Regions from separate parts of the Mus musculus genome. Here regions 2 and 3 are each linked to region 1. Evidence: chromatin loops called from intact Hi-C (ENCODE). Cell type or tissue: gastrocnemius. All regions are shown on one strand.

What was found. Hi-C counts contacts between places; a loop is a spot of excess contacts. Peaks named below come from ENCODE experiments on the same cell type or tissue, not always from the same donor. Only the 100,000 strongest peaks of a DNase experiment are listed, where the experiment ranks them.
Region 2: a loop joins it to region 1, with 4 times the contacts of the local background. A loop is called at or near these places in 12 of 42 quality-filtered maps.
Region 3: it touches region 1 in a loop (4-fold over the local background); 19 of 42 quality-filtered maps call a loop at or near these places.

The regions. Positions count from the first base shown.
Region 1 is chr5:136,058,255-136,066,254 of GRCm38, reverse strand. It overlaps Upk3bl (uroplakin 3B-like), which reads right to left. Exons shown (of 6, transcript NM_001359361.1): 2 at 6,372-6,524; 3 at 5,974-6,193; 4 at 4,996-5,072; 5 at 4,628-4,748; 6 at 1,931-2,180. The coding sequence ends at 2,084. Among named protein-coding and RNA genes, the nearest start is that of Upk3bl, 5.0 kb to the right of the region's middle. In gastrocnemius, no CTCF peak of the experiment used is centred here; a DNase peak (open chromatin) is centred at 4,470.
Region 2 is chr5:135,872,983-135,880,982 of GRCm38, reverse strand. It overlaps Srrm3 (serine/arginine repetitive matrix 3), which reads right to left. Exons shown (of 15, transcript NM_021403.3): 15 at 6,211-7,903. The coding sequence ends at 7,675. Gm22450 (a small nuclear RNA gene) reads right to left here and starts at 5,326; the gene lies at 5,220-5,326. In gastrocnemius, CTCF peaks have their summits at 3,031 (motif pointing left) and 3,628 (motif pointing left); DNase peaks (open chromatin) are centred at 959, 1,286, 2,933 and 3,609; H3K4me3 peaks cover 1,587 bases; H3K27ac peaks cover 3,723 bases.
Region 3 is chr5:135,894,144-135,902,143 of GRCm38, reverse strand. No RefSeq gene overlaps it. Among named protein-coding and RNA genes, the nearest start is that of Hspb1, 10 kb to the right of the region's middle. In gastrocnemius, CTCF peaks have their summits at 628 (motif pointing left), 1,233 and 3,923 (motif pointing left); DNase peaks (open chromatin) are centred at 599, 2,106 and 3,910.

The DNA of each region.
Region 1 (8,000 bases):
ACCACGTTCTCCTCCTCCTCCTCCTCCTCCTCCTCCTCCTCCTCCTCCTCCTCCTCCTCTTGATTTTTATTTCATTAGGTTTTGTTTTGGCTTGGTTTGGGCTTTTGAGACAGGATTTCTCTTTGTAGCTCTGGCTGTCACTAGGTAGACCAGGTTGGCCTCGACCTCGAGATCTACCTGCCTCTGCCTCCCATGTGCTGGGATTAAAAGTGTGTGCCACCATATCCAGCTTTATTTCATTAGTTTTAACTGCACATATGTGTGTCTGTGTGGGTATGTGTACATGAGTGCAGACACCTGTAGAGGCCAGAAGAGATCATCAGATAAACTGGAGGGACAGATGTTTAAGGGGATGCTGGAAACTAAACTCCCATCCTCTTCGAGTGCAGCGAGTGCTCTTAACTGCTGAGCCATTTCTTCATCGCCACCCATTCATGCTAATGGTACTTCTTGGGAAACAGATGGGGGTATGCAATGGCTGCTTTTCCAACAGAGAGGTGAGCCAGGGAAAGGGGTGCCTTCTTGTCTGTATGTACACTCCACAGCACATCCTGCTCATAACGCCAGCTACAGGGGACCTGATGCCTTCTTCGAATCTCCAAAGACACCTGTGGCACACATACGGACAAGAAGGCACACACATGCACACACACGCCCTAAAATAAATACAAAAAAATAACGAAAGGCTGAAGTGTGTGTCTGGCTTCCACATGCAGTGTGCACACACTCGCCGGCTAGTGAGCCCAGAGATCTGCTTCGTCAACCTCCCGAGCTCTAGGTTACGGTTGTTGTATCACCGTGCCCACCTGCTTTTGTAAGTTCTGGGGATCAAACTCAGGTCCTCGTGCTTGCATGGCAAGCACTCCGACTGAGCCATCTTTCCATCTTCACCCATGGAAAGAGCGGTCAGTGCTCTTAACCGCTGAGCCATCTCTCCAAGTCGAACCTCAACATCTTACTTTGAAAGCGTCCCCCAGAGGAACTGGGACAAGGGAACTGCTCAGGTGGCCGGGTACTCAGGCACACATATGTAATGCCAGCACTCAGGACATCGAGGCAGGAAGATTAAGATTATAGCCCGGGCTATACAGTGAGATCCTGTGTCAAAAGAAATGCACATGGTGGGGCACATGCCTGTAATCCCAGCACCTCCAGAGGCAGGTGCAGAAGAGTCCAATCAAGTTCAAGGCCAGCCTGGGTGAAACAAAGAGACTCTGTCTATCAGGGCATGTGAGATGACTCTGTTAGTATCTTGCAAGCATCATGACCAGATTTTGATGCCCAGTGCCTAGGTAGAAAGCCAGGCGCAGCAGCCTGTGTTTGCAAACCCAGCTCTGGAGAGACAGAGGGATCCTGGGGCCCAGTAGCCAGGGAGCTGAGAGAGTTTAGTAAACTCCAGGTTCACTGATAGAGCCTGTCTCAGTAAATAAGATGGGGCTAGAGCGATGGCTCAGCAGGTAAGAGCACTTGCTGTTCCTGCAAAGGACCCAAGCTCAGCTCCCAGCACCCACACAGTAGCTCACAAGCATTTGTAACTTCAGTCCCAGGGAGTCTGATGCCCTCTTCTGGCTTCCTCAAGCACCGGACAGACGATACATGCAAACAAAACACTTATACGTATAAAAACTAAATTAAAAGAAAAAAATAAGGGCTGAAGAGATGGCTCAGCGGTTAAGAGCACAGGCTGTTCTTACAAAGGTCCTGGATTCAGTTCCCAGCAATCACATGGTGGCTTACAACCATCTGTAATGGGATCTGATGCCCTCTTCTGGTGTATCTGAAGACAGCTACAGTGTCTAAATAAATAAATTTTTTAGAAAAAAAACAAGGTGGAGAGAGATGGATTTCTACAGGTACTCGTACACATGTACACACGTGTACACACACACAATGAGAAGAACATCAGAGGTGAGGGAGATGAACCCAGGTATATGTAAGATGAAGCACAAAGGTATTCGGGGCATTTATTTCTGATAAAGATTGCCTAGTCCAAGCTTTGAACTGAAGATATTTCCCTAGGGTTCCAGGTAGGTCCCAGCTCAGGCTCAGCAACTTGATCCCAGATGAAAGCCCTGGGAAACTCTCAGGAGCTGCGCTCAGCTCGGAGGCTGCCCATGTGGTGCGTGTGATAGTGCCGCATGCGCACTTGCTCCTCTGGGCTGGACCCGGAAGTACTCAAGCTGCTTCAGAAGGTTCGGGGAGAGAAAAGGGGAAAGAAGGTCAGTGGAGGGCCCTCACTCTCTGTCTGCTTTTGTGTGGGTCCCAGGGACCAACCTGATGTGGGGCGCTTAGAGAATAACTGAGATCTCTTTCATGAACACAGTTCAGTCCGCTCATTTTCCATATCCCTTGTGCAATGGTTTGAAGCTCTAGAAAACCACAGTGGAGGTTAGATAAGATCCTTTAACGTTATCACTGTTGTTATTGCTATTGTTGTTACTGTTGTTGTTATTGTGGTGATGATGATGATGACGGGGCGTGTGTGTCAAGGAGCACACATGGGCCAGTGAGATGGCTCAGTGAGTGAAGGTGCTTGCTACCAAACCTGAGGCCTTGCCTTGAGTTCGACCCCTGGGTCCCACATAGTCAAAGGGAAGAACCAACTCTAAAAACTTGACCTCTGACTTCCACATCTGTGCTGTGGTGTATACATAAACCAAGTGTAACACAAAAAATTTAAAACTTTATAAATCAGCCGCCACCCCCCCCACACCCCCACACCCCCCACAACCCCCCCAACCCCCCCCCCCCCCCCCCCCCCCCCCGTCTGTTCTTTCCTGAAGTTTTCTGTTTCGTTTTGTTTCGTTTTGTTTTGTTTTTTTCAGACAAGATCTCATTGTGTAGCTTTGCCTGGCTTGGAAGTTACTTTGTAGACTAGGCTGGTCTTGAACTTCCTATGGATCCTCCTGCCCCTGCCTCTCCCGTGCTGGGATTAAGGGCCTAGGACATCATGTTTGGCGTTCCCTGTCCCTTTGTAAGCAACTCTACTGAAAAGAATGAAGATAATTCCTTTTTTTTTCTTAAAAAAACAAAAACAAACAAACAAACAGGCTGGACAGTGGTGGCACATGCCTTGCACTTGGGATTTCTGAGTTCGAGGCCAGCCTGGTCTACAGAGTGAGTTCCAGGACAGCCAGGGATGCACAGAGAACCCCTGTCTCGAAAAACAAAAAACAAAAAAGCAAAACAAATAAACAAAAACAAAAGACCCAGGGTCTCATTTATCCCAGGATCCCAAGACATTCCTCAGGTACCCCATGCTGGGGAGGAAAAGGCGGAGCCTTGGGAGCCCCATGTGAGCCAGAGCGAACTAGCAGAAGCCAAGGATGGGTGGGCGGTCAGCGATGGCTGGGACCACGCCTTCACCGGGATGTCTCAGCAATGCGATCCCTACCCTCTCCTTAACCTAAACCTTAAGTCACGGCCTTATCAGGCTCCTAAAGATAAACTTAGAGAGTCATTGGGTCTCTCTGCTTCTCTTTCCCATGTGGTCACATGGAATATATCTCCCTACCTTTGACTGCTTTTTAATTTCTTTTATTCCATTATTTTGAAGTGTGTGTGTGTGTGTGTGTGTGTGTGTGTGTGTGTGTGTGTTCGTGCGTGCGAAGTGTTAAGGCCAGAGGCATTGGATCCCTTTGGAGCCAGGTAGTTGTGAGCCGTCAGATACGGGTGCTGGGAATTAAACTCAGGCTAAGTATAGCTGAACCATCTTTCCAGCCTCTGCTTCTCATCATTACCTGTGTGTCTAACTGGCTTGTCCACAATGGGTGGCTGAGCCTAGTTTGTTAGGACTGCCAGCCCTCAGGCTTTGGCCGTAATAGCTCCAGGAATATATTCTTAATGCCCTGGCCCAGCCTGAACCAATACTTCTCAGCCTTCCTAATGCTGAGACCCTTTAATTCAGTTCCTCATGTTTGAGTGACCCCGGACCTTAAAATTATTTTCCTTGCTACGCCATAACTGTAATTTTGTTAATGTAAATATCTGATATGCAGAATATCTGATACGTAACCCCTGTCTGTGGAAGGAACATTCATTCACCTTTAAAGGCATCTCCACACAAGGTTGAAAACCACTGTTTTAAAGGTTATCACGGCCAAGTCTCCCTTGATTACACTCCATTGTTCCCAGCAGTGAGACAGCTCCGTTTCTCTGCTGGACACCTCCGCTCTCTGCTCATGCCTGCTGGCATACTTCCTCCTTCTCCGAAATTCCCCCAATACATCCCCACATGCCTGCCTCCCCTTCACAGAGATGCCTCTTCAAATCCCTACAGGTGTGGGGTGTCTTTTCTTCTGGGAGGTTTTGTGCCAGCCCCGGTACTTCAGCTCTGCCTGAGATGTCAAAGCAAAAGCTTTTAGTGGGCTCCGCCTGAACGTAATTCACCTCTACCTGTAGGGCCTCACTGTTGGGAGTGTTTTCTGACTACCTGCTTGCAATTCCAGGTATGGCCGCGAGGGGGCAAGCGGCGACTGCTGGGAAATCAGGCCCCTGATGGGCAAGAGGGAGAAGGGCTTTAGTCAACACCGCCCAGCCTTCAGGGGAACCGACTTCATCAAATGGCAGCAAGAAGCGACCAAGGCTACTGCTGAGAGGCAAGGCAGCACCAGTCTAGTTCACTCACCAAGCGGATATGACCAGTACGAGGAAGACCACAAGCAGGATGGCCAGTAGGATTGACAAGAAGGCAATGATGACCACAGTGCCCTTGCCCTGGGACCCTGGAGCTTCTCGGAATGTCTGGGCTGCACAGGCAAGCAGGAAAGAAGCTATTTAACCCCAAAGGGGGCCTTTGGGCAGCTTCCAGACCAACCATCCTACACCCAAGCTGAGACATGTGAGAATCATGGAGGGATTAGACTAGGGCAGGGATACTTGCAGAGCACAAAGTGGTGCTGCAGTTCTTGACAGGGGGAGACCTACTTTTCCCAGCCCCGTGATGTCCCCAGCCCCCACCCCACACTATTTTTTTGAGATCTTATGTTCTCCTACCTTGCTGCAGGTAGATCTCCTCGGACCACAGTGTCTCAGCCACGGGTCCCTCGGCACTCATCGCCAGGAATTTCACTCTGAGCAGGAGACCAGAATTGGTCATGTACAGTAGCCTTCACTTTCATTAAGCCTCTGTGTGCATGCGCACGCGAGTGCATGTGTGTTAGATCACTCAAAACAAACATCTAGTGAGGGAAGCCAGGGGACCAAGGCTGGTCTCCACCTATGAACGCCTGGTCTAGAGTAGAGACAATCCATTTACATGGTCAGGACCTCCCGTGGCATATGGGCATTGAGCTGGGGGATTGCTACTTTCAAAAGCTGTGAGGAGGCTAGAGAGGTGTTCAGCACTTAGCAGGACATATTGCATGCATGTCAGGTAGCTCAACTTCAGTTCCTGGGGACCAGACACTCGTGGCTTTTAGGGGAACCATCGTCCACACAAGCAAACCCATGCACAGATACAAGCATAGTTAAAAATAAAATAAATCTTTTTTTTTAAAGAAAGAAAGAGGGCTCAAGAGTTGAAGAACACTTGAAGTTGTTGCAAAAGTCCCAAGTTCAATTCCCAGTATCTACATGGAGGCTCACCACCTCCTGTGACGGGCACCAGGCACATGTGTGGTGCACAGGCATACATTTAGGCAAAATACCCATACACCTAAAATAATCAAAGTAAATATAAAAGAAGAGCTGTGTAAGGACTTGCCCACAATCCCCCAGTGAGAGGCTAGGGGTATGCTAGAGTGGCAATCTAGCTTTTCCAGGGCCCAAGTTCCATCCCTAGCACCACAAACATAAGGAAGGGAGGGAAGGACGGAGGAAGGGAGGGAGGGAGGGAGGGAGGAAAGGAGGAAGAAGACTAGGGAGCCCAGCCATCCCACTTGACCTCAACAAACCACCCAATGGCTACCCACCCCCACCCCCATCTCCTGTTTGTGCCAGGCAGGTGTCCCTGACCCCAGCTTTGCTGCTCACCTATAGGGGCCGGCCCCTGGCAAAGGCGAGTTACAGCCCTGGGACTCCAGGGAACAGTTGTTGTCATTCCCAACACGGAGGACTCGGAGCTGGCTGTCAGGCTGGCCACCCTTGTAGTGTACCCGGTTGGCCCTCAGCGTGAGATAGTAGCCATTGCGGTCAAAGTTGGCAGGGGCATGCCTGTCTTCTACCTTCCGTGGGGCGGTAAAGTTCTGGGCGGCTGGGGGTGGCACTGAGGGTCAGCCGTCACGTGGGCAGAACCACGTGTTACGTCCTAGTAGGCTTAACCGCCTTTCCCAATCACATCCCCCAAAGTACCTACTTCCCATCACCCCCTGCCTGCCAGACCTCTTAGACCTGCCCGGGTCACAGTGAGAAAGCAAACAGGCTTAGCTTACCGTTACTGTGAGCCACCACCAGCCAGATGGGATCTGGGTCAGAGAGGTTGACGTTCTTGAATTGGCCCAGGGGTTGCTCCAGCGTGAAGGTAGATTGTGTGAGTCTCCCCTCCAGGGTGGCCCCGAGGAGCTGGGGGGCATAGTTAATGCTCTCTGGGGAGGGTGGGAAAAGAGGGCAGAAGTAGGCTGAGTAACAGTAGTCCAGCTTCAACCAAGGGAGGGCGACTCTGTCTCCAAAACCGCAGATCAAGGGGGGGTGGGAATTAAGGAATCACATTGTCTACCACATTTCACTAATAACTTACTTAATTAATTATTCACACCCCCACCCCTCTGTGTATGTGTGTACATACCTATGCCTGTGTATGCCACAGGTCAAGGACAATTTTTGAGAGTTGGTTCCCCACCATGTGCATCCTGGGGCTCCGACTCTGATCATTAGGCTTGACAGCAAGTGTCGCTAGCAGCTGAGCCATCTTACCAGATCCAAAATTAAGGAATCTTTAGGCGAGATGCCCTGGGATGGGGGGGGGGGGGCGCTGAGCTGTGGAGTGGATACACCCTGTCTTGATAGCCTACCAGGGTGGGATGGCACTGTGTCACTGGGGTGATGGACAAGGAATGGCAGGTAGACAGAGGGAGGCACAGGAGGCTCAGATTCAGGGCATCCAGAACCCTAGGCTGGGCTTGTCCAGAGGCTCTGGGTTTCCCTCCTGTTTGTGGTCCACACGTTTGTTTGACAGGAATGAACAGGAGCTGGAGAGACGAGTCCAAAGCAAAGTGCTAACCTCCCAAACATGAAAACATGAGTTTAGCCCAGAACCCATGTCAAAAGCCAAGCACAGTGTGGGACGTCCATGGGGTGCCTGTAATTCCAGAGATAGTGAGATGGGAGGCAGGGACAAGAGAACCCCTCAATCTTCCATCCTCGCCATGATCATGTGATCAGCATTCATGTCAGCCCTCATCCCTGTGTCCCTCTCAGAGCTACACGGCTTCATATGCCATGAGGACTTCAAGGAAGCACTATGGCTCTGCCCAGCTTTGTGGCGGGTGGAAGGGAGCTCTGCCCTCCCCTCAGTCCCCCCCCGCCGAGGACGGAACCACAGTATACCACCAAGTCCAAGCCCCTAACGCTGGGACAATTTGGAAGGATGACGTGGGCTTTTGTGCAAGTTTTATATCAGTTCAGGGTTGAGAAGAGATGGCTCAGTGGAAAAGCAGTTGCCCTGCAAGCTTGAGGGCCTACGTTCTAGTCCCCAGCACCCACATACACAGCCAAGTGTGCTGGCACACACATACAATCCCAGCTATATGGGGACAGTCAGGTCCCTGGACACTGACACCTGAGGTGGTCCTGCTGGTCCTCTGAGCTTCACAATGTGCTGGGCACTGACACAGCTGTATAAACACTTTTGAAATTTAATTTTGGGCTGGAAAGATGGCTCAGAGTTTTAAAAGAACTGGCTGCTCTGCCAGAGGTTCTGAGTTCAATTCCCAGCAACCACATGGTGGCTCACAACCATCTGTAACGCCCTCTTTGGCATGCAGATGTACATGAAGACAGAGCACTCTTATACATAAAATATATAAATAAGTCAGTCTTTAAACTTAATTTCTAGGCCAGGT
Region 2 (8,000 bases), 190 kb after region 1:
GTGTGTGTGAGTGTGTGTGTGTGTGTGAGTGTGTGTGTGTGTGAGTGTGTGTGTGTGTGTGTGTGTGTGTGTGTGTGTGTGTGGCTGGAGACACGGGGATGCTGTTCTCCCTGCTCTGCAGGCCGATGCAGATGGGTTGAAAGCAAAGGTCTGCCTGGGCTACAGAATGAGATTATATCCCAAAATAAAAAGCAAGAAAAGGAGGCTGAGGAGACAGCTCAGTGGTTATCTCTGCAGCTATGAGCACTTGTTGCAATTCCAGAGGACCGGGGTTCGAATCCCAGCCCCTGATTCTAGCTCTAAGAGATTCAAGTCCTCTTCTAGATTTACATACATGTGTGCACAGACATGGAGGCAGGTAAAAAAAAACACCCATATACATAAAAATAAGAAAAAAAGAGTCAAAAGATGGCATGGGGTATGGCTCAGTGGTAGAACTCCTCTGCATTATCATGGAGTCTGGGTTCAATTCCCAGCACTGAAGAAAAAAAAAAAAAAAAAAAAGAGGATGGGAGACACAGAGGGAAGAAAGGGAGGGTAGAAGAGAGAGAAGAGAAAGGTATAGGAGGAGCATGGTCCAAGCCTTCAGTTGAGAGCCAGAAGCAGGCAGATCTGAGTCTGAGATTAACCTGCTCTACATAATGAGTTCAAGGCCAAGCAGAGATATATGGAGGAGCTGGGGTGGGCAGGAAGGGTAGAGGGGTGGGAGGGGGAAGAGACAGGAGCAACTTTATCATCTAGAGATTTCCCTGAACTCTGTGGCTGACAGGCCATAGCCCCACTTCTGCGGAGTCTGGGGTTTCCTCCATGGAAGAGCCCCTCCTCTTGTCTGTAACCTCAACGTCTGGAGTGCTCTGAGAAGTGACTCCCTCCTCCCTTTTCGAAAGTGCCTGAGTTTTTGGCCATGCCAGCCACACCCTTGACAGGCCTCTGCCAGCTGCACCCCAGCCAGCCCCTCCCTTTCTGGCTCAGCCTCAGAGAACACTCTGGAGTCTTCCGGGAGCTGCTAGGCAGAGAGGCCCGACAGCTGATGGATTGTACCAGTCACCGGCTTTACTGGGTACCAGAAATAAGCATAGTCATCGGTATAGCACACTCGACGTGGGGGTGTCTGGGGTCTCTCCCAGAACATCTCAATGTGTCTCCCTGGGAGTCTGATTTCCCCACTGGCATGAAGCTTGCCTACCCCCATCATTACTGAAGGGGATCAACAAGGGGCCAGGTGACAGGGCTAGGGAGCCATTCTCCATCCCCAACTGTTCTTGGCCGTAGAGCCGAGAGAATCTGTCTAGCTAGGGAGTCTGGGGACCTGAGTGCTTTTGACCTTGGCCAGAGGCCAGCAAATGTGACTCATTTTCTTCATCTGCACAATGAGACCATTGGACTGGATGTTCTGGAAGTCTCCAGGGCTGTGAATCAAGTTTCTCCTCTGCTATTGCCTCCCCCGCCCCCTGTGCCGTCTGCGACTTCTTGCTCTGTAAAGGCTAAAGGGCTGCAGTGTGCACACAGGCATTGCTTGACCAAACTTAGACTTTCCCTAGGCCCTTCTAACACTCCCTTGTCAAATTCAGTTGTAGCAAAACCATGCTAAGTGCGTTCTGTGTGGACTGTTAAAATGGCTTAGTAGGTAAAGACACTTGCCACTAAGCCTGGTGAGTCCTGGGGCTCACAGAGTGAAAGGAGAGAGCAGAAAAGTTGTTTTCTGACTTTCATATGTGTGTCATAGTATGTGCGGTAGACCCACACACTCGCGCATGTGCACCCAAATAAATATATATTAGAAAAAGGAGCTAGAATCCTTCTAGCTTGGTTTAGCTCAAATCCGCTTCATCGACACCCACACACATAAAAATCAACTGTAGGGGCTGGAGAGATGGCTCAGCGGTTAAGAGCAGTGACTGCTCTTCCAGAGGTCCTGAGTTCAAATCCCAGCAACCACATGGTGTCTCACAACCATCTATAATGAGATCTGATGCCCTCTTCTGGTGTGTACTTACATATAATAAATAAATAAATAAATAAATAAATAAATATTTTTAAAAATCAATTGTGGAGATTTTGAGTGCTCTACTTGCCTCTGCCTCCTGAGTGCTGGGACTAAAGCCACAACTGCCCAGCTGAATACATGTTTTAATGACAGACGCAGGCTTGGGAGGTGTGGAGTCCACTTCTGGGAGTACCCCAGAGAGGCAAGGACTAGGGATAGCAGTGGACTCAACCTGATTTATGTGTTACATTGGCTTGGGGGCTTTCATTGTAGACACTGATTAAAGACACAGGGACCTGGGGAGAGAGCTTCGTCCTGCAAATATGAAGACCCGAGTTCCATTCCTAGTACCTATTCGAAAAGAAACCAGATAGGACGATGTATGCTTGTAATGCCAGTGGTAGGAAGATGGAGACAGAAGAGTTAATTCCTGGGCCTTGTAGGCCAGCCACCCTAGGCTCTGGGCCAGTGAGACTGCCTCTCAACAAAAACAAAGAGGGTGTCACCTGAGGAACAACACCCATGTCTTCTAGTCTCCACAGGCACACAGATGTGCACTTCCACATACACATAATTTACAACCTCTTCTAACACACACACACACACACACACACACACACACACACACACACACGGCCGGGGGGCTGTTCTCTAGTTGTGTGTTGGGATAGAAACCATTGGGGTGCTTCATGTGAGTCCCATCAGATAAAGGCTGACCAATATAAGAGTGAGTAGCTAAATCCCCAATCCGGAAGAGCTAGTTCCAGGGTCTAGAGCCAGGAGTGCCAAACCCGGGCATCCTGGGGAAGGACGGCCCCGCCCATTCTCCAGGCAACGGTGGGCAGGGATCCATACTTCCTGTTTTCGCGTGGTGAACCCGGTCGTGTTTTCCTGGTCCCGCAAGGAATAGAGCAGAGGGCAGACTGGGCCTGAATCCCCCGGAGTTTTTCTTATCTTGCATAGCCAAGGAAGCTCAGAGGGCTGGGAGCCTCCCGCGGAAGGTATCCCCTAAGCCACCTTTCCACCACTCTGTCTCCCTCTAGTGTCTGCTCACTGCCAACAACCTTATCATTGATTCAGGGCGTCTGGAATTGCTGGGGAGGGGGGCGGGGATTGTTTGTTTTGTTTTTTTCTTTCTTTCGTTTACGCATTCAATAAACATTTCAAAGGTAACTGTGGCGGGGAGGTGGCGCAATCCTTTAGCTCCAGCACTGTGGAGGTAAAGGCAGGCAGATCTCTGTGAGTTCTTGGCCAGAACTCTTGTGAGTTCCAGAATAGCCAGGGCTACACAAAGAAACCCTATGGGAGTGTGGCGGGGGAATTTAGGGAAACAACAAATAAATGAATAGCCGAGGGTGCATTTTGGAAATAACAGTGCACCGTCTTGGGGAGATATTTCCTTTTCCCTGTGGCTGTTTGGTTTGGGAATCTGACAGGATGAAGGTCTCTGTGCTTTCAACAACAACAACAACAACAACGACAACGACAATGATAATAGTGGTAGGCTGAGATGGCTCAGTAGCTGGGGGCATTTGCCAAAATAGGCTTGGTAACTTGAGTTTGCTGCTGGAAACCCATGTAGAGGAAGAAGGAGAGAACTAACTCTACAAAGTTCGCCCTCTGGCGTCCATGTGCGCATTGCGTTATGTCCCACACCATCCACATACACGTAAAATTTAAAAACAGAAATTAGGGGGTGGAGAGATGGCTCAGTGGTGAATCGCAGCACTTATTGCTTTTACAGACCACTGGGGTTTAATTCCCAGCACCCATATGGTGGCTCACAACCACTATAACTTCAGTTTCAGGAGATCTGATCTCCCCGGGCATAGAGTATGTGGTCCACATATAAACATGCAACCCAGCGCCCCCACACAGGGCATGGAATAAGAAAAATGAATGGGGCTGCTGAGATGGCTCAGTGGGTAAGAGCACCCGACTGCTCTTCCGAAGGTTTGGAGTTCAAATCCCAGCAACCACATGGTGGCTCACAACCATCTGTAACAAGATCTGATGCCCTCTTCTGGAGTGTCTGAAGACAGCTACAGTGTACTTACATATAATAAATAAATAAATCTTAAAAAAAACAACAAAAAACAAACTGATGGTTAAGGCGAGCATGGTTTACTCTTTTTTAAAAAAAAAGAAAAATGAATGAATGAAAGAAAGAAAGAGAGAAAAGGAAAATAATAAGAAAGCACTCGTGTGTGTGTGTGTGTGTGTGTGTGTGTGTGTGTGATTCTTTTTGTTTTGGGACAGAGCCTCTCTGTGTAGCCCTGGCTGTCCTGAAACTCCCTATATAGACCAGTGTGATGGATGGTTTGTAAATCCTCGGCCCAGGAAGTGGCACGATTGGAAGAGGTGGCCCTGTTGGAGTAGGCGTAGCCTTGTGGAGTAGGTGTGTCACTGTGGGTGTGGGAAATAAGGCCCTCACCCTAGCTGCCTGGAAGCCAGTATTCTGCTAGCAGCCTTCACTCTCAGCATCTCCTGCACCATGCCTGTCTGGATGCTGCCATGCTCTCTCTCTCTCTCTGTGTGTGTGTGTGTGTGTGTGTGTGTGTGTGTGTATGTATGTGTGTGTGTGAAGCAGAGACAAGTCCAGGGCCAGTCAGTCTAGCCAACTGGTGAGCTCCAGAGTCTGGGAGACCCTGCCTCAGATTAGGGTGGAAAAGCTTAAATAGAGGAAAGACATTTAATGTTGGCCTTTGTCCTATACACACATCACACACACACTACCCCTTCACACATATCCCCCTACCATACACTATACTACACACAAAGTACATGCACCACACACACAAACAGTACACACACACCACACACAGTATACACTCAACACACACCACACACACCATACACACACTACACAACCACACACACATAGTACATACACACATAAAGTACATACACACACCACACACACACAGAAGACAAAGGGGAGACAAAAAGGGGGGCAGACAGGAGGACGAGGAACGGGAGGGCATGGTGGCCTGTGACTGAAATCCCAGTAACCAGGAGACTGAGGCAGGAGGATTATTATCGAGAGTTCTAGTCTAGCCTGGTCTACCAGGCTAGTCAGGGTTACACAGAGAGACCCTGTCTCATTTTTTTATTTTAATTAGGTATTTTCTTCATTTACATTTCCAGTGCTACCCCAAAAGTCCCCCATATCCCCCCCCACTCCCTTACCCCCCTCCCACTTCTTGGCCCTGGCGTTCCCCTGTACTGAGGCAAAAATATGGAACGCTTCATGAATTTGCGTGTCATCCTTGTGCAGGGGCCATGCTAATCTTCTCTGTATCGTTCCAATTTTAGTATATGTGCTGCCAAAGCGAGCACTCTTTTTTTTTTTAAAGATTTATTTATTTATTTTATTTATGAGTTCACTGTTGCTGTCTTCAGACACACCAGAAGAGGGCATCAAATCTCATTACAGATGGTTGTGAGCCACCATGTAGTTGCTGGGAATTGAACTCAGGACCTCTGGAAGGGCAGTCAGTGCTCTTAACCACTGAGCCATCTCTCTAGCCTTGGGAGACCCTGTCTCAAGTAAACAAAACAAACATGGCCACACAGTGTACATACATACTACATACCGGATACACACACACACACACACACACACACACACACACACACACCGCTGTCCCCCCACTAGCCACAGAATGATGCGGCTGGTAAAGGTACTTGCCTCACAAGCCTGGTGGCCAGAGTTGGCTCTCATATAAATGTGGCAGAAGAGAGCTGACCCCACACAGTTGTCCTCTGATCTCCACACACGTGCAGTGGCACATGCGTCCTCAAACATATTGCATATGTACACACAATAATTGGGGTGGGGTGTGAGACAGAGTTCCTCTGTGTAGTTCTGGCTCTGCTGGAATCTGCTCTGAGGTCCAGGCTAGCCTTGAACTCACAGCGATCTGCCTGCCTCTATCTCCAGAGTGCTGAGGTTAAAGGTGTGTGTCACACACAATAATTTTAACAAATAGCCCACAAACCCTCCAGGGTGGAAGGACATTTTCTTGATTCCCTTTTTCTTTCCACTTGAACCTCAGAGGCAAGTGGTCGGGTGATGGGACCTGGTTCCTTGAGGCCACCCACCTCTCCTCACTGGGCCCCTCGGGAGGAATGAGAGCCCCACTCAGTCCTTATGGGGAGAGACCCCAGTCCTCCCTGCTCCCTGATGCTCGCAGTTACAGAGACTCAGTCGCAGCCTGTCACCCGGGCACCTAGTGTTTTTTATTACAGTCCAAATGTTTTCCCGCACTGCGGAGAAAGAGGGAAGGGGAAACTGAGAGAAGGTGGGAACCCGGTTCAGACCCCAGACTCCTCCCCCCACCAGAGCCCAGGGCATCTGCCCTATTGGGCCAAGGAAGACTTCGAGATCCCTGAGGGCCCCAGCAGGGGGGTGGGTGGGGCTGGGTGCCGCAGAAGAGGGCTGGAGGGGGGACCGCCTCATCCCGGTCGTGTTCCAGGGTGAGGGCTTTGGCTGGAACCTACCATCCCAGTTCTGAAAGCCTTGACCAAACCTGCCCCATCAAAGCCTGGTAAGGAGGCCTCCCTCGGGCAGGCTCCGAAGTGCACCGCGTGTTAGTTAGCTTGTGACCGTGAGCTATCATTTGGCCCATAACCCAGACAGCAGCCTGTACCTGTCTCCCAGTAGCCCTTGACCTGTTTGGTCATCTGACTGCCTTGTTTGGGCCCATGCTTTAAAAAAAAAAAATGCCGCTGCTTTCTACCCGTGTTTTTTCTTATCTTCTGGCCTGAATTCCCAGTCTCTCACTTTTGAGACAGATTCTCCTGTACCCCAGGTTGGATTCGAACTCACTATGTAGCCTAAGATGACCTTGAACTTCCGGTCCTCCTGCCTCGACCTCCAGGGTGCTGGGATTACAGGCATGCACTAGCATGCTCGGTTTTATGCTTTGTTTGGGATGGAACCCAGGACTTCACGCATGCTAGGCAAGCATTCTACCAACTGAGATAGGGCCTCAGCTGCTGACCTTTAACTTCCGTGTTAGATACAGATGTGGTATATGCCACCTCTTGTGCTGATGAAGGCCTGGGGGGCGTGGCCTTGATGTGAAGGCGAGGGAGAGAGATGGGCCGAGTGTGAACTTCTCATTCTGCTTGTCATTACCCCAGGAGTTAGGTGGTCCTTCCTTCTCTCTTAGATCTGGCTCACTTTGCCATTTTTAGATCCACCCCGTGGGAGATAAAGAAAGAGGAGGGGAAGGTCCCAGCTTGGCACCTTCCGAGCTGTGTGGGGTGGGGGTGGGGGTGTCCACTGAGCTCAGGTGAGGTGACAGCCAACTCTTGTGGACTCTTGTGCCATACACAGGCAATGGGCCCCAGGCTGGTAAGCTGGCCTCAAGCAGAAGAGGGGTGTGGTGATCTGATCCCTGTGTTCGCAAAGGCTCTTTGTTCCCTGGGCATGGTGGGTGGGCAGGGCGTGGGGATGGGCACACCTCAGGGGCAGGACAGTTTGATTCCTCCTCGTGTCGTGGGTGGTTCACCCACCCTAGAAGACGCTCTTCTGTAGTCCCACTTGCCCACGTGCTGCCCCACCCCCACCCCGGGACCTCTGTAGCAGTATGGGGTTACAGACCCCTCTTTCCCAGGTCTCAGGGCCCCAGCCTCTCCTTGTTCCAGGGCCTTCCAACCCTAGATGGGTCCGTCTGGGCTTAGAAGCCCCCACTCTCAGAGCTGCTCCGGCTGTGGTAGCTAGGACTGCGGCTCCTGGAGGCGCTGCAGGAGCGGCTGCGAGTCCCGTGACTGCGGCTGCTGTAGCTTCCATGGCTGTGGCCAGGGCTGGGGCTCCGGCTGTGGCTCCGGCTTGAGTAGTCGGTGCTCAAGCAGCTGGAGGAAGAGGAGGGGCTGGGCCGGTAGTAGGGGATGGGACGCTTGCGGGCACTGTAGGAGAGAAAAAGAAGATCCTAGTCCACCTAGAGCCGCCAGCTCTGCCCATCCGTGGCCCTCACTCAGGCCTCAGCCCCCACCCAACAGTGGC
Region 3 (8,000 bases), 160 kb after region 1:
GATACTCACTGGCTTCCTGCTGCTGCTCTAAGGAATTGGCTCAGTTGCAGCACACACACAGGGCTCAAAGCCCTGGGTTCAATCTCCAGCACCACAAAAAATGATACAGGAAGCTGAGTGTGGCAGAGTATGGTTATGTATATTTCTAATTCCAGCATTTGGGAAGCTCCGACAGGAGGATCAGAAGTTCAAGGCCAGCCTAAGTCAGAAATGGACACTTCAGTTGCCTAGCAACCAGACAGCCTTTGGTTCCATCCCTCTCACCACAGAAATCTAGTGTGACACATGTCTGTGATATTGAAGGCAGGAAGATCAGGAGTACAAGATCATTCTCAGCTACACAGCAAGGTCAACACTGCACTGTATGAGACCTTGTTTTTTAAAAGGGCGGCAGCTGAGTATGGTGGTGCATGCCTTTAATCCCAGCACTTGGGAGGCAGAAGAGGTGGATCTCTGAGTTCGAGGCCAGCCTGATCTACAGAGTGAGTTCCAGGACAGCCAGTAGTATAGAGAGACCCTGTCTCAAACAAACAAGCAGGGAGGGGCTGATGGTTCACTAGTTAGGAGCTTGTCCCAGCACCTACCTCTTGAGGCTCGCAACTACCTGTATCTTCAGCGCCCCCTTCTGGCCTCTGCAGGCACCTGCATGCATGTACACATACCTACACACAATTAAAAAAAATTTTTTTTAAAGGGAGCTAGATAGTGGTGTTTCATGCTTTTAATTCTAGAACGTGGGAATCAGAGGTTATACAGAGAAACCCCATCTCAACACCACACCCCCAAAAGAACCTGAACAACAAAAAATTTAAAAAATTTTAAAAAAGCAAGGGTTTATCCCGGGTACACGTCAATATTGCTAGTCATCACTGGAGGAAATCAGGAACCTGGAGGCAGGAGCTGGTGCAGAGGCCATGGAGGGGTGCTGCTTACTGGCTTTCTCAGCCTGCTTTTTTATAGGACCCAGGACCACCAGCCCAGGGATGGCCCCACACACAATGGGCTGGGCCTTTCCCCATCAATCATTAATTAAAAAAATGCCTTACAGCCAAATCTGATGGAGATCTCTAAATTTAAGCCAGTCTGGTCTACAGAATGAGTTCCAAGGCAGCCAAGATTACACAGAGAAACCCTTTCTGAAAAAAAAAAAAGTAAAATGAATAAATAAAAAATTAAAGTATACACAAAAAGTGGCAGTTTGCATGGCCTGCTCACAAGTACCTGAATGCGCCTCTGCTGCCTCTTAGTGGCCTAGGGTTGCTAGTGGATAAGTGACAGCTAGCAGGTGTTGGCTGTGCGGAGAGTTAAGACACAATCGGGAACAATTCCTATCTGAAAGGTGCATAGGGAAAGCCAAAGGTCTAATATGGCTGCTAGTAACAGAATGGGCTAGCAGTCAACAGGCCCAAGCACTGGTCAGTCCCACAGTAGGGACATTTCAGTGGCTTTGAGGACCCTTGGAAACAGGCTAGAAGCAGAGAAGATAAGCCCAGAGCACACTCAGAGATCTCTCTCTTTTTCCTTCTCCTTCCCTTCTTCTCACTCTCCCTCTCTCTTTCTCTTCCCTCACCCCTACCCGTTCCTTCTTGCTCCCATGTGGGTGACTGTCTGTATGTGGAGGACAGTGTTAGCATCCAGAAAAGGCACTGTCTGCCTCCCTTGAAACAGGCTCTCTCATTGGTCTCTAAGTAAGCTGGGCTGGCTACCAGTGGGCTTCTGGAATCTGTTATTTCTACCTCACTGGTGTGGGGGTTACAAGCATGCTCCACCACATCCAGAAGTTTTACTCGGTTAAAAGCCCCCAGAAAGGATTGAACTCAGGTCCCCAGACTTGCTAAGGCAAACACTTTATCAACTGGGCTATCTCTCAGACCCTAGACCTGGGCCTCTTACCTGATGTCTTCTCTAGTCTGATAGAGTTAGAAGTTGGTCAGCGAACCCCTGGTTAAGGTAGGGTGTCTGGGAGAGTGCTCAGGGGACTTCTCATAGGTGGGTGCTGGGGATATGGGCTTCATTCAGGGGCAGTCTCAAAGCTTGGGAAAAGTGGGCTGCCTGCCTGAGTGTGCCTTGTTCAGCCCTGAAGCGTTCTGAGGATCAAAGACTTGGCATCTGGCCAGGCAGTGGTGGCGCATGCCTTTAATCCCAGCACTTGGGAGGCAGACACAGGAGAATTTCTGAGTTCGAGGCTAGCCTGGTAGTGAGTTCCAGGACAGCCAGGTCTACACAGAGAAACCCTGTCTTGAAAAAAGCCAAAAAAGAAAAAAAAAAAAAAAAAAACCAAAACCAAAACCAAAACAAAACAAAAAACCAGGTTCCCCCATTCACACATGCCTTTGTTACCTATCAGCATATCAAGATCCATGCTAGCCTAGTAATATACCTCAAAGCTCCCACCCCACCAGCTCACAGGCTCCCTTCCTCCCAGTCCCTTGTAACCATGAAGATTTCCTCCCTCTCCTTGGGAGCTGGAAAAACCTCCCCCGACCCCGGCCTTTTTTACCCATGGACTGACTCTTCTGGTTTCTTTACTGTGCCCCTCAAATCCAGATACTGGCAGGGTTCATGGCCTCAAGGCTGGGAGAGCATCGTGGTCTTCACAGGGATGAAAAGGATGCTCGCTTCTGAAAAGGTGGTGCTAGGCCCAAGTCTCAGGGACCCCAAAGGCCACTGAGGAGCCAATTCCAATGTAAACACATGCAGGTCTTTATTACAAGCTCTAGAGCAAGGATGCTCACCTTTAGTACTGGTCAGAAGTGAGAGCCCAGGGGTGGGGGGTATTTATTGTAGTTATAGCAAACTTGGAGATTTTCTATATGGGTTAGCTAGTTAATATTTTTAAAGCTGTCTTTCTAGTAAGAGCCAAACACGGGGCAAAACCACCTGACCAACAGGATGGCTAGATTTTCTATTTTCTGCAGGATGTCTCAGGCTATCGAGATGTACCTTGACCCTGCTGATGTGTGGTTTGCCATAGGATGTTTGCTCAGGGGACTTCGTGGTTTTCCTCCTGGCATTGGAGTTTAACTTCCAGAGCTTCAAACATGGAGTTGGTTGGGCTGTGCAGTGGCACCAATGTGTACTCCCTTCAGATGAGCAGACACAGGGTCTAACATACACAAATACAAAGCTTCCAACTTAAACATCGTCCTTAAGTCAGGGACGATGACCAAATTTGTAATTCCCAAACTCAGCAGGTGGAAGCAGGAGGGTCAGTAGTTCAAGGTCATACTCCTGCTATATAACAAATTGGAGACCAGCCCGGGCTATGTGAAAGTCTAGCTATCATTCATCTATCTATCTATCTATCTATCTATCTATCTATCTATCTATCTATCTATCTATCTATCTATCTATCTATCCAGTAAGTCAGGTCTATTAGTTTTTAAAAGTCTAATAAACAAGCAAAATACAACAACAAAAAGAGGGATTTTGATGTCCGGAGCTATGACAGTGTGGGTTAGAGTTAACTAAGTGGGTGGAATTCAGAGAGCGAGATAAACAACAGCTCAGAAGATCGCACCCCCCCCCCCCATAAAGAGAAGAGGTGGGACCAGGGGAACCTGGAAAAGAGAGGGAGGGACGGCTGGGCGTGGTGGTGGCGCACGCCTTTAATCCCAGCACTTGGGAGGCAGAGGCAGGCAAATTTCTGAGTTCGAGGCCAACCTCGTCTACAGAGTGAGTTCCAGGACAGCCAGGGCTACACAGAGAAACCCTGTCCCAAAAAAAAAACAAAGAGAGAGAAAGAGAGAGAGAGAGAGAGAGAGAGAGACTTAGAGGTACACATAGGCTCTAATCAGCTTGATTTCTATCTTTTGCAAGGACAGAGGTCAGAAAAATTGAACTCAGGGTAGGTAGGCCTGGTTGGGGTGGGGGGCTGGCTCCTCTAGCAAGCTCCTAAAAGTTGCCAAAATAGCGCCACCTGCTGGAACCATGTGTTTAAACACATTTGCTTATCAGGGACCTTTCCTATTTAAACCGTGACAGGATAGGTACAAAGTGGCTTCAGGAACCCATCATCATGTTTTGCTCTGCCCTGAGCTGCTTGCTGGGTAGCCCTGAGAAAGACTAGTGACTGCTCTGGACTTCAAGTTCAACTCGGTCTGTTGAGGAGTCCACCAGCTATATATTTTTGGCAAGATAGGCAAAGGATTTGTTGGCATGGGGTTCCATGTAGCTCAGGCCGGCTCCAAACTCTGTAGCCAAAGGATGACCTTTAACTTTTGATCTTCCTGCCTCCACTTCATGAATGCTGGGATTACAAGTGTGTGTCACCACACTCGGTTTCTGCGGGGTTGGGGATCATAATTGCCTAGATCCTAGGACTTTGCGCTTGCTGGACAAGTGCTCCACGAGTCCCAGCCTTCCTTCCACGCTGCCTACTTTGAGTGGTTTCCTTCAACTGCGCTGACAAAAGCGCAGACTTGGACAACGGGAGGGTGCTGGGCCCAGAGAGATACCCGGCTTGGAGGGCAGATTTTACCACCAAGAGATGAATAGGAAGATACAAGACTGCTGGGCATGGTGATGGAGCACGCCTCTAACCCCAGCACTCTGGAGGCAGAGGCAGGCAGATCACTGTGAGTTCAAGGCCAGGCTGGTCTACAGAGAGTTCCAGGACATAACATAGGTGTACACACATGTATTCATATGCACGCTCACGCAGGGTCTCTCTCTCTCTCTCTCTCTCTCTCTCTCTCTCTCTCTCACACACACACACACACACACACACACACACACACCACCGTCGCCGCTCCAATTCAGCCGAGAGGATGTGCGCCTGGAATCTTAATCCCAAACACACCATAAATCAAACCTGGTAGCACAATCCTATAATCCCAACAAGCAAGACGTGGAGGCAGGAGGATCAGAAGTTCAAAATTATCCTCAGCTAATGATGTTCAAGACCACCCTGGACACAAAAGGGATGATAACTGAGGGTCTCCTAGAAGAATTTAAGGAAACCTAGTATGCATTTTTCAAATAGAATGTGGTCCTGGGCTGGTGGTGGGGCGGGTGGAGAGTATATGAGGGATGCTGGAACCCGGAAGTAGCTGGGGATTGAGGTCCCAGGTGGAGGAGCCCAGGCTGCCTGAAGAGAATTTTAAACCTTGTGGTTTGGGGTCAGCTTGTGGATTTGGGTCAGTGACAGTGACCAAAAAATTATGAGAAGTGAGTTCACAAGTGCCTACATTAGCACCGATCCTGCCTGGGTGGGGATCAGGAACAGAGTCCGGCCTCCCTCCCCGGACCTCATGATGAGGTGGGCCCAAGGGAGGAACCTGTCTTGCCACAGAGATCTTGGCTCTTCCCTCTTGACCTGGTCAGATTGCCTGTCAGAATATAGGCTCAAAGTGTAGCTGATCTCTCGGTGGCCCAAGCAGGATTCTTTTTCTTTCTTTTTTTCTTTTCTCTTCTTTTCTTTTCTTTTCTTTTCTTTTCTTTTCTTTTCTTTTCTTTTCTTTTCTTTTTTTTGTTTTTGTTTTGTTTTTGTTTTTGTTTTTGTTTTTCTTTTTTGTTGTTGTTTTTTCGAGACAGAGTTTCTCTGTGTAGCCCTGGCTGTCCTGGAACTCACTCTGTAGACCAGGCTGGCCTGGAACTCAGAGATCCGCCCGCCTCTGCCTCCTGAGTGCTGGGATGCCCGGCTCTTTTTCGTTTTTTGGAGAGGCTGAACTGTCCCCTTCTGCCACCCCTAGATCTCTAACCCTTGGTGTAGCGGACATCACTGTTTGCTGCTAAGTAAGGCCTTCCAAGGCTACTGAGACATCCCAGCAGTCCCGACTCCGGGGACAGGAGAAAGAAACAGCAGAAGGCCTCATGCCACACTTTGCATAGGCCGTAGGAGTCTCCCCAGCACAACCTTTCCTTCTCTGATAGCGGACAGAGCCTCTGGGCATGGAATCCACCGACCTCACTGAGGTCTGGGGCTGAAGCCCACTCTCCTTGTTTGGATTTAGAGACAATATCTCATCTTCTGCCCCCACAGAGGCTAACAGAAGCTGGCTGAGTTAGAATTTATTTCTGGTTATAGGGGAGTGAAACCCTTGGACACTTGCTAAGAAGATATGAAGTGAGGGAAAGTCAAGGTATGACCTTGGCTCTGTTTCTTGTTGACCCTAGGCACAAGCAGTTGGCTAGTTGGTTTGGTTGTGTGACTGGCAGCTCCTGGGACACAGAGAAGGGATCTCCCCTCCCCCCACCATTTCACCTTTTTTATAGTCATTTGCTCATTCAAGTATCTGTTCTGTGAAACTTTAAAAAACCAAACCAAACCAAACCAAAAAAAAAGAAAAAAAAAAATGAGGGCTGGAGAAATGGCTCAGTGGTTAAGAGCACTGACTGCTCTTCCAGAGGTCCTGAGTTCAATTCCCAGAAACCACATGGTGGCTCACAGCCATCTGTAATGGAATCTGATGCCCTCTTCTGGTGTGTCTGAGGACAGCTACAGTGTACTTATATACATAAAGTAAATAAATAAACCTTAAAAAAAAAGTGAGGGCTGGTGAGATGGCTCAATGGATTAGAGCACCTGACTGCTCTTCTGAAGGTCCAGAGTTCAAATCCCAGCAACCACATGGTGGCTCACAACCATCCGTAAGGAGTTCTGACTCCCTCTTCTGGAGTGTCTGAAGACAGCTACAATGTACTTACATATAATAAATAAATAAATAAATAAATAAATCTTTAAAAAAAAAAAGTGAGCCTAAATACCCAGACTAAAGCCCTCCTCTCTGTTTGATTTGTAAAAAAAAGTAATGTGAAGAGAGATAGTGTTTCTTTTCTTTTCTTTCTTTTCTTTTTTTTTAAGTTGGAAAATAACTTTATTTGTTCTAGGAAGTCACCAGAGTCCTCTCAAAACTGGAACAGCTTCTTGGTGTCAGCAGCCTTGCTGACCTTGAACACACTTGAAGCTCACTGTCTTGCTCAGTGGCCTTCACTCTTCCATGGTCACAATGTCACCAGTCTGTACATTCCTGAAGCAGGCACGTGCTTGTGTCCCCTCCCCCTCCGCTGTATTTTGGTCACGGTAGAGATAGTCTGAGAGGATGCCAATGATCCTCTGCATCCTCATCTGTCCGGTCTCTACACTGACCTCTGATGGAGACGTTGTTATCATGAAGGGCATTTCTTGTCTATGTAGATGCCCTCAATGGTCTCCTTAGGCGTCTTGAGGCCTAGGCTGATGTTCTTCTAGTTCCAAGGGAGTTTCTCCTTCCAGATCTCTCCCAGCAGAGCCGCTTATGGTTTCTGAAAGGGCTGCTCGGTCTGAATGTTCACCATCTTTCTGGCAGCTTGAGAAAAAAGGGAGATCGTGTTCCTAACACAGCGCTGGACCCAGAAGCTGTGGCTGAGCTGGCTAAGTGGCAACATGTCAGAATTCCCACTCCGCAAAGTCATCCTGCAAGTGCCTCAAAGCCCCATCTCCTGCCCGGGGAAGGACACAGATGCACCACTTACACACTGCTCCTCAGTCCTCTCTGAGCCTTCATCTCTGCTTTAGCACATCTTCTGGGTAAAGTCTTGTAGGAGCCGAGAGTTCCAGAATGGAAGCTGCCACCCAAAGACAGACAGCATATTATGAAATGCTGTACGTGAGACTAGTTGTTGTTGTTGTTCTTCTCCTTCTTCCCCTTCTCCTTCTCCTTCTTCTTCTTTTTGGCTTTTCTTTATTTTTTTTTTTCTGTTTTTGGTTTTTCGCGACAGGGTTTCTCTGTGTAGCCCTGGCTGTCCTGGAACTCACTCTGTAGACCAGGCTGGCCTCGAACTCAGAAATCCTCCTGCCTCTGCCTCCCGAATTCTGGAATTAAAGGTGTGCACAACCATTGCCCTGCTGAGACTAATTCTTCTTGTCATTTGAAGAATATAAGTTGTTCCAAGTAAAAAATATTTTAAAGAGGGACTGGAGAGATAGCTCAGTGGTTAAGAGCACTGACTGCTTTTCCAGAGGTCATGAGTTCGATTATCAGCAACCACATGGTGGCTCACAACCATCTGTAATGGGA